Regions from separate parts of the Homo sapiens genome. Here region 1 is linked to region 2. Evidence: read pairs that join two places in POLR2A ChIA-PET (ENCODE). Cell type or tissue: A673. All regions are shown on one strand.

Region 1 (4,000 bases), 130 kb before region 2:
CCTTGCTGCATGTCCTCAATAATTTCTTAGTGAGAAAAAGAACAACTGAAGGTTATTCATGAGAGGAGAAATAGTCATTAAGAAGTATGAAAAACACTTAAAATAATCTCTTCTTTTAAAGCCTCCATACTCTGTTTCTAGTATGAATAACAGAATTAAGAAATGGCACACCCTTAGCAACGAAAAAAGAGTAAACTTTCTGATCAAAGAGGCTTAGATTTCATGAATTGAATGTCCAGATTAATTTTCTCTTGATACAATATTAAGCTATTTTGAAAATCTACTTATTGAGTAAACACAGCCCTTTGTTAGGTGTTACAGAGTTTTGGTGTATTTGCCATATCTGTGTGTATATGTGTCTTTGGCGGGGATGGGGGGTGTTTAAATAAAGGATATATATAGAAAAAAATTAGTCATCTGTAGCTCATACTATCCTTTAGGTACCTTAGAAATTATGTATGTATTAGTTTATCACTATTTCATTTTATTTTATTCTACTGAATTTCTGTTTCCTAAATAATGGCTTTATCAACCTAGCTGGTTTAAGACATTTTAAAGACAGAAACCATATAGTTACCTTATAATATCCCTTATAGTGCCTGCTACATTGAGTTTCCAGCCCAGGCAAAATGATTTAAAAATGCTTATGCATACCCCAATTACAGTGAATAAACATAAAACCCACACTAAGTTATCTTCTTAAGTTTTGGATAATATTGGTTCACCTGTTAGGCATCTTCCCTTGGTCATAGAACTTGCCAAATGTTTTACGTACTTTCTTTGAGGAACATAACATATCTCTGAGGTTTTGTGCAATGTTTATAATAAAGAAAACTATCTGGAAGATTTGGTCATTTTTTTTTCAATGTAGACATGCCTTTACTCATCAGGAAGAAAATTAACCTGCTTATAGATATGCATGTTGATTTCATAAAGCAAATAAAGTTAAATACAAAATAAAATAAAATTGGACTCCCAAAGAACAGATTCAGTGCAGTTTACAGATGCAAGCTTTTTAAAGATTGTCTTGGCATACTTTCTAGAATCTGTCTGTTCCAGCCTTTCTGCTTTTTTCTTGTTTGTATACTCTCTGAGAGCTCAACTAAGAACTTCCCAGTGGTGTAATAACTGTTTTAAGAATCTTAGTGCAAATTTACTTGGGTAATAGGTCCCTTCATCTGGATGCGTATTTACATATTATAATAAATTGTAAAAGTAATGGGGACTTAGCGTATTAATTTTAATTCGGTAGAATTTTCCTGGTTTTCTTTATAGGGCGTTTATGAATGGCTAAGTAGTTATTTCACCTAGTTAAGATGAAAACTATTGGTAATGCATCCTGTATAGGAACATAGACAACTCTGTTTCCAATTTCAGTGTCAGAAAGAGTGTGGCCTGGGAGACTAGATTTGGCCTAGCACATTATTTGTATACCTTTAATAATCCTTAAGGTATGAGATATATCAACTTCTCAATGCTATTTTTGCTGGCATTAGTTAACCCTGATTATAAACATTTAAGTCCACCTGACATTACTGTCACCTACATAAACAGTCATTTTTATAAGGTAGGGCAAATGGCTTCAAACGTTTTGCAACTCAGAAATATTTTCCTGACCTCTAAAACTGAACTTGACATTGCTGTGACACAGAGCTAATCAGGAACTCATGACAGAAATTTCTAAAGTAATGTGCTTAACCTGAGCTTCTAGAATTTTGGGCAAAACTGTACTTAGCTTCTCATAGTAACCTAAACAAAAGCTGCTTCCTTCTTTAGTAACTGATACCATGAAATAAAAGTAATTCTCTGCTGTGCATCAAAATACTAATTTCCTATAAATTATTTAGATTTCTAATTCACTGTGTTATAATAACATGTAACAGAAAATATCACTTTTTTGCTTTCTTTTTGTCTTTGTAGACTTTCTGTATTTATATTAGTGAACTAGTAAAACACTGCCTCTGTATGGCACAGGAAATGATAACATCTGGCTTAAATCATTTTGCGTATCATGTTTGGCTGGTAGAAGTACTCTGGGTATCAAATAGATTTGAATAGAAATCGAAAGAAGTTTAGACTAGGAAAGAACATTAAATAGGTGCAAATTTTTTAGTATTTGATTGATTTCTTAGTACAGTACTTTAATGCATTTCACATTTTGTACAATCTTCTGAAAAAGAGATTGAATACAACAAATTTCTAAATATAGATATAAAGAAGGTATTATTCATGTATAGATTACATATTATAATATTCTAATAACCAGAATACCCAATTTTTCATTTTACTAAGGGTATAACTAGTCATTTCAACTCACATAGATACATTCCTAATTGCACAATTATTTGTGTCCTCTTCTACTACTCATGCCCTGTTATTTATGGTTATTTAGATCAAATAAAGTTATTGTTTTATCAAACAAATCTTAGCTCCAAGTTCAATCAAATCATCTCTCTTAAAACATATAAATTAGAGTGATCACGTGGGCCTCTGAATGTTGACCTAGTAGCAACTCTTCAGACAAGCTATGTGTTAGCAAAGTTATTCATTGACAAAGCTGTTATGTGGTTAACTAAAACAGTGCCTGTAAAAGAGTGCCTATAAAACAGTGCCTATAAAGAGTGCCACCACAAGCCTGGCACATTGTGGGTACTCGTAAAACATTAATTTCCTTCCTTTTTCCCCATTTCCTTGTATTCTAATTTTTCCTTATGATTTTGATGGTACCTGCTAGAAGCAAATAAAAGTAATGCTTCACACATCAAGTAGCTCTCCAAATTTGTGATATATAACTATCATCTTTCACCATCTCATAAACAATTTGTTCATAAACTAATCATACAAATTCCTTAGACTGTGTCTTGAGGAAGATGGTTTCACATCCACTAATACTCTTTCTTAATTGTCCCAGGGAAAATTTATCTTTGTGCTTCCTCTGTATCTTGATCATCTTGCATCTTAGTTCCTACATTATTGGACTTACTTGTTTATAATCTTTATACTAAACTATAAGGTCTTTAAAGGAAGTGCAATGATTGCTTTTGCAATGTCATCACTTACCAAACATTGTCATATATTATTTGTTTCAAGAAATATGGAATGTTGGGAGGCCGAGGGGGGCAGATCACTTGAGGTCAGGAGTTTAAGACCAGCCTGGCCAACATGGTGAAACCCTGTCTCTACTAAAAATACAAAAAATTAGTGGGTATGTTGGCAGGCGCCTGAAACTCCAGCTACTTGGGAGGCTGAGGCAGGAGAATCATTTGAAACCAAGATATGGAGGTTGCAGTGAGCTGAGATCGTGCCACTGCACTACAGCCTCGGTGATGGAGTGAGACTCTGTCTCAGAAAAAAAAAAAAAAGGAAATAAGTGAATCAATCAATAACTGAAAATGGCTTACATCAGATTAAAAATATTCTTCATAAAACAAGGTGCTCACATTTGAATACAATATACCAAATAGGCAAATCTTTTTGTGAAGCTTTGGCTCCAATTGACAGAAGTTATAATACAAAGCTCTCATCTGGTTCCTACTAATCATAAACATGTTTGTAACATGATTGTTTGATTTTGTTGTATATGTGAATTTTTGAAATTAAGGTTTACACTTTCTACTCCTTAACTTCTCTCCCTTTCCTCTTCTTTATCTGTGTCTTTCATTTCCATTGTAACTCCTTCAGCTTGCATAAAATCAGCTTTACATAATACTGTTGGTAAACTTATATAGAATATATATTTGTACTACTTGTCTTTGGCAAGTTAAAATACCTAATGGATATTACTGATATTACAGATATGTTACGTAGGTAGGAAACAATCTCAGGTAGCCGCGTGTTAGCCCATGTGACATAAACAGATTAAAGGGGTTCTGTTTTGTGATTGTAACAAAAATAACATAAAAATATCAAAGCTAAGAAGGGTAAAACCACAATTTTTCTGCTTCTATCTGTCTTTAAAAATTCACCAGACCATTCCAAATTGTCCCTTTCAATCTTTAAA
Region 2 (4,000 bases):
GTCCTGAATGTTTTTTCAGATTATTTTATTTTTTATATTTACTTATACTTACACGTATTACCTAGAGAAAGGTTTTTTTTTTTTTTGGATATAGAAAAGTTCACATTTTCTTTATTCTAAATTAATGGAATGTCTTTTGTGCCAGTATATAACTTTTAGTAAATCAACAGGTCTCCATATAGAGAAATATATCTCTTTTATTATATATTGTCTCTATAAAAATGGTATTTGTGTCTGGGCTCAATATTTTGTTTCACTGCTCTGTTTAGCCACTTTTATACTGAGTTTTAATTAAACAAGGTTTAATTAAACAAGGTCCTTGTTTAAAAAACAAGGACCATCTCAATTCCAACAGGGGTTTAAACTGAACTACTGTGTGAGGGAATTTGAGTAAGACCATGGGTCATGCAGGTAAAAATCTAAAACACGAAGTTTGATGGGGAGTAGGAGTATTTGGAGGCTGAGAAAAGTTACCAAACCCCATAGTATGTGTGTGTACATATATAAAATTTTAGCCAGTCTAAATTGTAGAGAAGAAACAGGAGGGAATGAGGAGCATACCAGAAATATGACAGAATAGGGAACATACCAGGCAACACAGTGATGACCAGAGTCTGAGTCCTTAAACATTTTCAGTACAAAACGGGAAGCCAATGAAAACTTGTGAGCAGAGAATGATATGATCTAAACCGTATTTTAGGAAGATTGATCAGGCAGAATTGCAGAGTGCTGGTTCTTAACTAAGGATGATTTTACCACTTAGGAGACATGGCAACATACAACATCAGCAGACATTTTAGTTTTCACAACTGGCAGAGGTGCTATTAATATCTAAAGGGTAGAGGCCAGTGATGCTGTTAAAAATTCTGCAGTTCAGAGGAGACTCCCTCTCCTGCCTCACAACAAAAAATTGGGAGGTCCAAAATATTAGCTGTGGTGAGGCTGAAAAATCCTGAGGTAGAGGAAGGATGTAATAAGGACCAAATACAGAAGTCAGTATAAATGTTATTACAAGTTTATGAGAAGTGAAATGAGAACTTAAATAATATAAAAGTATAAAGCAACAACAATAACAATTTTGAGAAGACAGTATCTACAGAATGTAGAATATTAGGGATTCATGGAAAATTCAGAAGGATTAATGAAATATAGGCTTTCTCTCTCTCTCTCCCCCTTCCTCTTTCTTTCCTTCTTTCTTCCTTTCCTTTCCTTTCTTTCCTTTCTTTCCTCCTTCCTTCCTTCCTTCCTTCCTTCCTTCCTTCCTTCCTTCCTTCCTTCCTCTACTTCCTTCCCTCCCTCCCTCCCTCCTTTTCTTTTCTTTCTTTTGTCTCACTCTTTTATGCAAGCTGGAGTCCAGTGGCATAACCATAGCTCATAGAATTTGAGCTGTAACCTCAAATTCCTGGGCTCCAGCAATCCCATATCAGCCTTCTGAGTAGCTGAGACTACAGGCATAAGCCACTGTATCTGGTCCTTAGGCTATTCTTCATGAAGAGTGAATGATTAGGCATAAGGATCTTCTCTGTTACTCTACAAGGCCAATATTGCTTTCTTTAGACACTGAATTTTGTCTACACACATTGCTTGTGTTTGCAAGGGCCAAGTGAACCATAACAAAGGAAAGTGAGCATTTAAGTAGCAGATTCTGAGGCTGGTGTTGAAAGAATTCCAAGTAGAGGAATGACATCCTAACCCCTCCTCCATCATACCTACATATCATTAAAATCCCAGGAACAAAGGGCTTGTATTAGTCCATTCTCAGGCTGCTAATAAAGATATACCTGAGACTAGGTAATTTATAAAGGAAAGTGGTTTAATTGACTCAGTTCAGCATGGCCGGGGATGCCTCAGGAAACATAACCATGGCAGAAGGGGAAGCAAACACGCCTTTCTTCACAGGGTGGCAGGAAAGAGAAATGCCAAGCAAAAGGGAAAAAGGTCCCTTATAAAACCATCAGATCTAGTGAGAACTCACTCACTATCATGAGAACAGCAGCATGGGGATAACTCCCCCACCATGATTCAATCACCTCCCACCGGGTTCCTCTCACAGCATGTGGGGATTATGAGAACTACAATTCAAGATGAGATTTTGGTGGGGACACAGCCAAACCATATCAGGGCTCAAGGAGAAAAAATAGATTGACTGTGATAAAACACACACAAAATGTTATCCTTATAAGCAGTATATTATAAATCAGGTACATGGTTCTAAACTGTTCAAAGCACCAATTATTATGTTAAACTAGTTTAATCATGAGTACTATTCTTACCATCATTTGACAAATAATGACACTGAAGCAGAGAACCTAAGCGACTTGCCCAGGGTTAAAATTTTGTAAGTGGAAGATTCAGTGTTTTCAACCCATGCAGTCTCCTTCTAAGGACCACAGTATTATTACATTACACTGCTCTCATTTTTATAAGCCTACAAAAGTCATAGGTTTTTTTGCCCCACTTCGGGCATCCTGTTTGCCTTATTTTAATCTACTACCATTGAATGATGGCTTGAATGGGAGATTTAGGCTATCATCTGAGAAAGTTTTGTGAAAATCTAGGAATGTTTGTAATCCCATTCTGCCTTTTTTCTTGTGTTACATGGCTATTCCTTTTTCACCTTGTAAAGATGACTGTATTATATTTTAGTGTACATTACTAATATGATATTATATGCGAATGGGAGACTGTATACTCAAAGTGTTTTACCATACAGTCCAAATATACCCAGTTTCATATAATCTGAATCCCACAGACAATAAGCAAATAAAATATAAGGGAACTGTTTCAACTGAGGTTTATCTTGTTTTCATTTTAGGTAACAATGTACCAACAAATTGTTCCTTTTAGATTATGTTTTTGTTATTAAAAGTGTTCATTTAGTTAATCACTTCACTTAGGCATCACTGAAAATAATTTTTTTTTTTTTGAGGAAAAGATATTGAGTCAAATTAATGGGAACATAGTAAGTACCTTTGCTTATTCCACCTGAGAACTTTCTCTTAGTAATAATGCATTTTGAGCTTTCTATAGGCTTGAATGAAAATACTTTCTAGTCATCCTGTCCATATTGTTACTAAATTTAGGGAGTCAGGATGAAGGGCTATTTGCAAAAAAAAAAAAAAAAAAAAAAAAAAAAGGAAAAAGAAAGAAAAAGGAATATTTATTCTCCAGTGTCCTAGACCTCCTGACATAATATATCCAATTCAAACTTAGCCACTCAGTAGCCTGCCATGGGAACAAAAGCTCTCCAGTCCACTAGCTTTCACATGAGCTGAAATTTATTTAATTTAGGGGGCCAAAACTTTCCATTATTGAATATCAGAATTAATTTTTCTTTATTATTTGCAAGCAAATACAAGTATAAACGTGTTGAAGTAGGTAAAATCTTAGGAAAATCTAAAATATGGCACTCAGAGACTCTGAAGTGCACAAACCAACTGCTAAAATATTGAAGAATTAATGGATAATAAAGAGGTGAAATTAGAAAGCCATGAGTAGAGTATAAATTCTTTAGAGCTAGGCTACAGAATGTTGATCAGCATGTCTATTTTTTTCCTGCAGTCATTGCATAAACATATCATTTTTATCAATTTTGGAAATGCCAATCAGATAGAAAGTTGCATTTAAAAGTTCTTAAGGAAAAGAATATAGTGTAGCATAATTCATTTGCAGTCATAAGAAGTATAACAGGTCATCAGTGTCAAAAAGAGTGTGTTTACTTGAATACACCATAATTTTATTATCTGTAAACAGTTGGTCTTTGAACAATGCAGGCGTTAAGGATGCCAACCCTGGGCATAGAATGACTTTTGACTTAATTAATCAATTAATTAATTATTTCGAGACAGGGTCTTGCTCTCTTCCCTAGGCTGGAGTACATTGGCACAACTATAGTTCACTGCAGCTGGAACTTCTAGGCTCAAGTGACCCTCCTGCTTCAACCTCCTGAGTAGCTAGGACTATACACGTGCACCAACATGACCAGCTTATGTTTAAAATT

Evidence for each region. ChIA-PET counts read pairs that join two places held together with the same protein. Peaks named below come from ENCODE experiments on the same cell type or tissue, not always from the same donor. Only the 100,000 strongest peaks of a DNase experiment are listed, where the experiment ranks them.
Region 1: POLR2A ChIA-PET joins it to region 2 with 21 read pairs; 1 of 35 experiments calls an interaction of 5 or more read pairs at or near these places.

Annotation. Positions count from the first base shown.
Region 1 is chr5:45,271,900-45,275,899 of GRCh38, forward strand. The region is part of intron 6 of HCN1 (hyperpolarization activated cyclic nucleotide gated potassium channel 1); the gene reads right to left. Among named protein-coding and RNA genes, the nearest start is that of HCN1, 420 kb to the right of the region's middle. In A673, no CTCF peak of the experiment used is centred here; a DNase peak (open chromatin) is centred at 1,972; H3K4me3 peaks cover 474 bases.
Region 2 is chr5:45,401,586-45,405,585 of GRCh38, forward strand. The region is part of intron 3 of HCN1 (hyperpolarization activated cyclic nucleotide gated potassium channel 1); the gene reads right to left. Among named protein-coding and RNA genes, the nearest start is that of HCN1, 290 kb to the right of the region's middle. In A673, no CTCF peak of the experiment used is centred here; DNase peaks (open chromatin) are centred at 1,396 and 2,016; H3K27ac peaks cover 1,060 bases.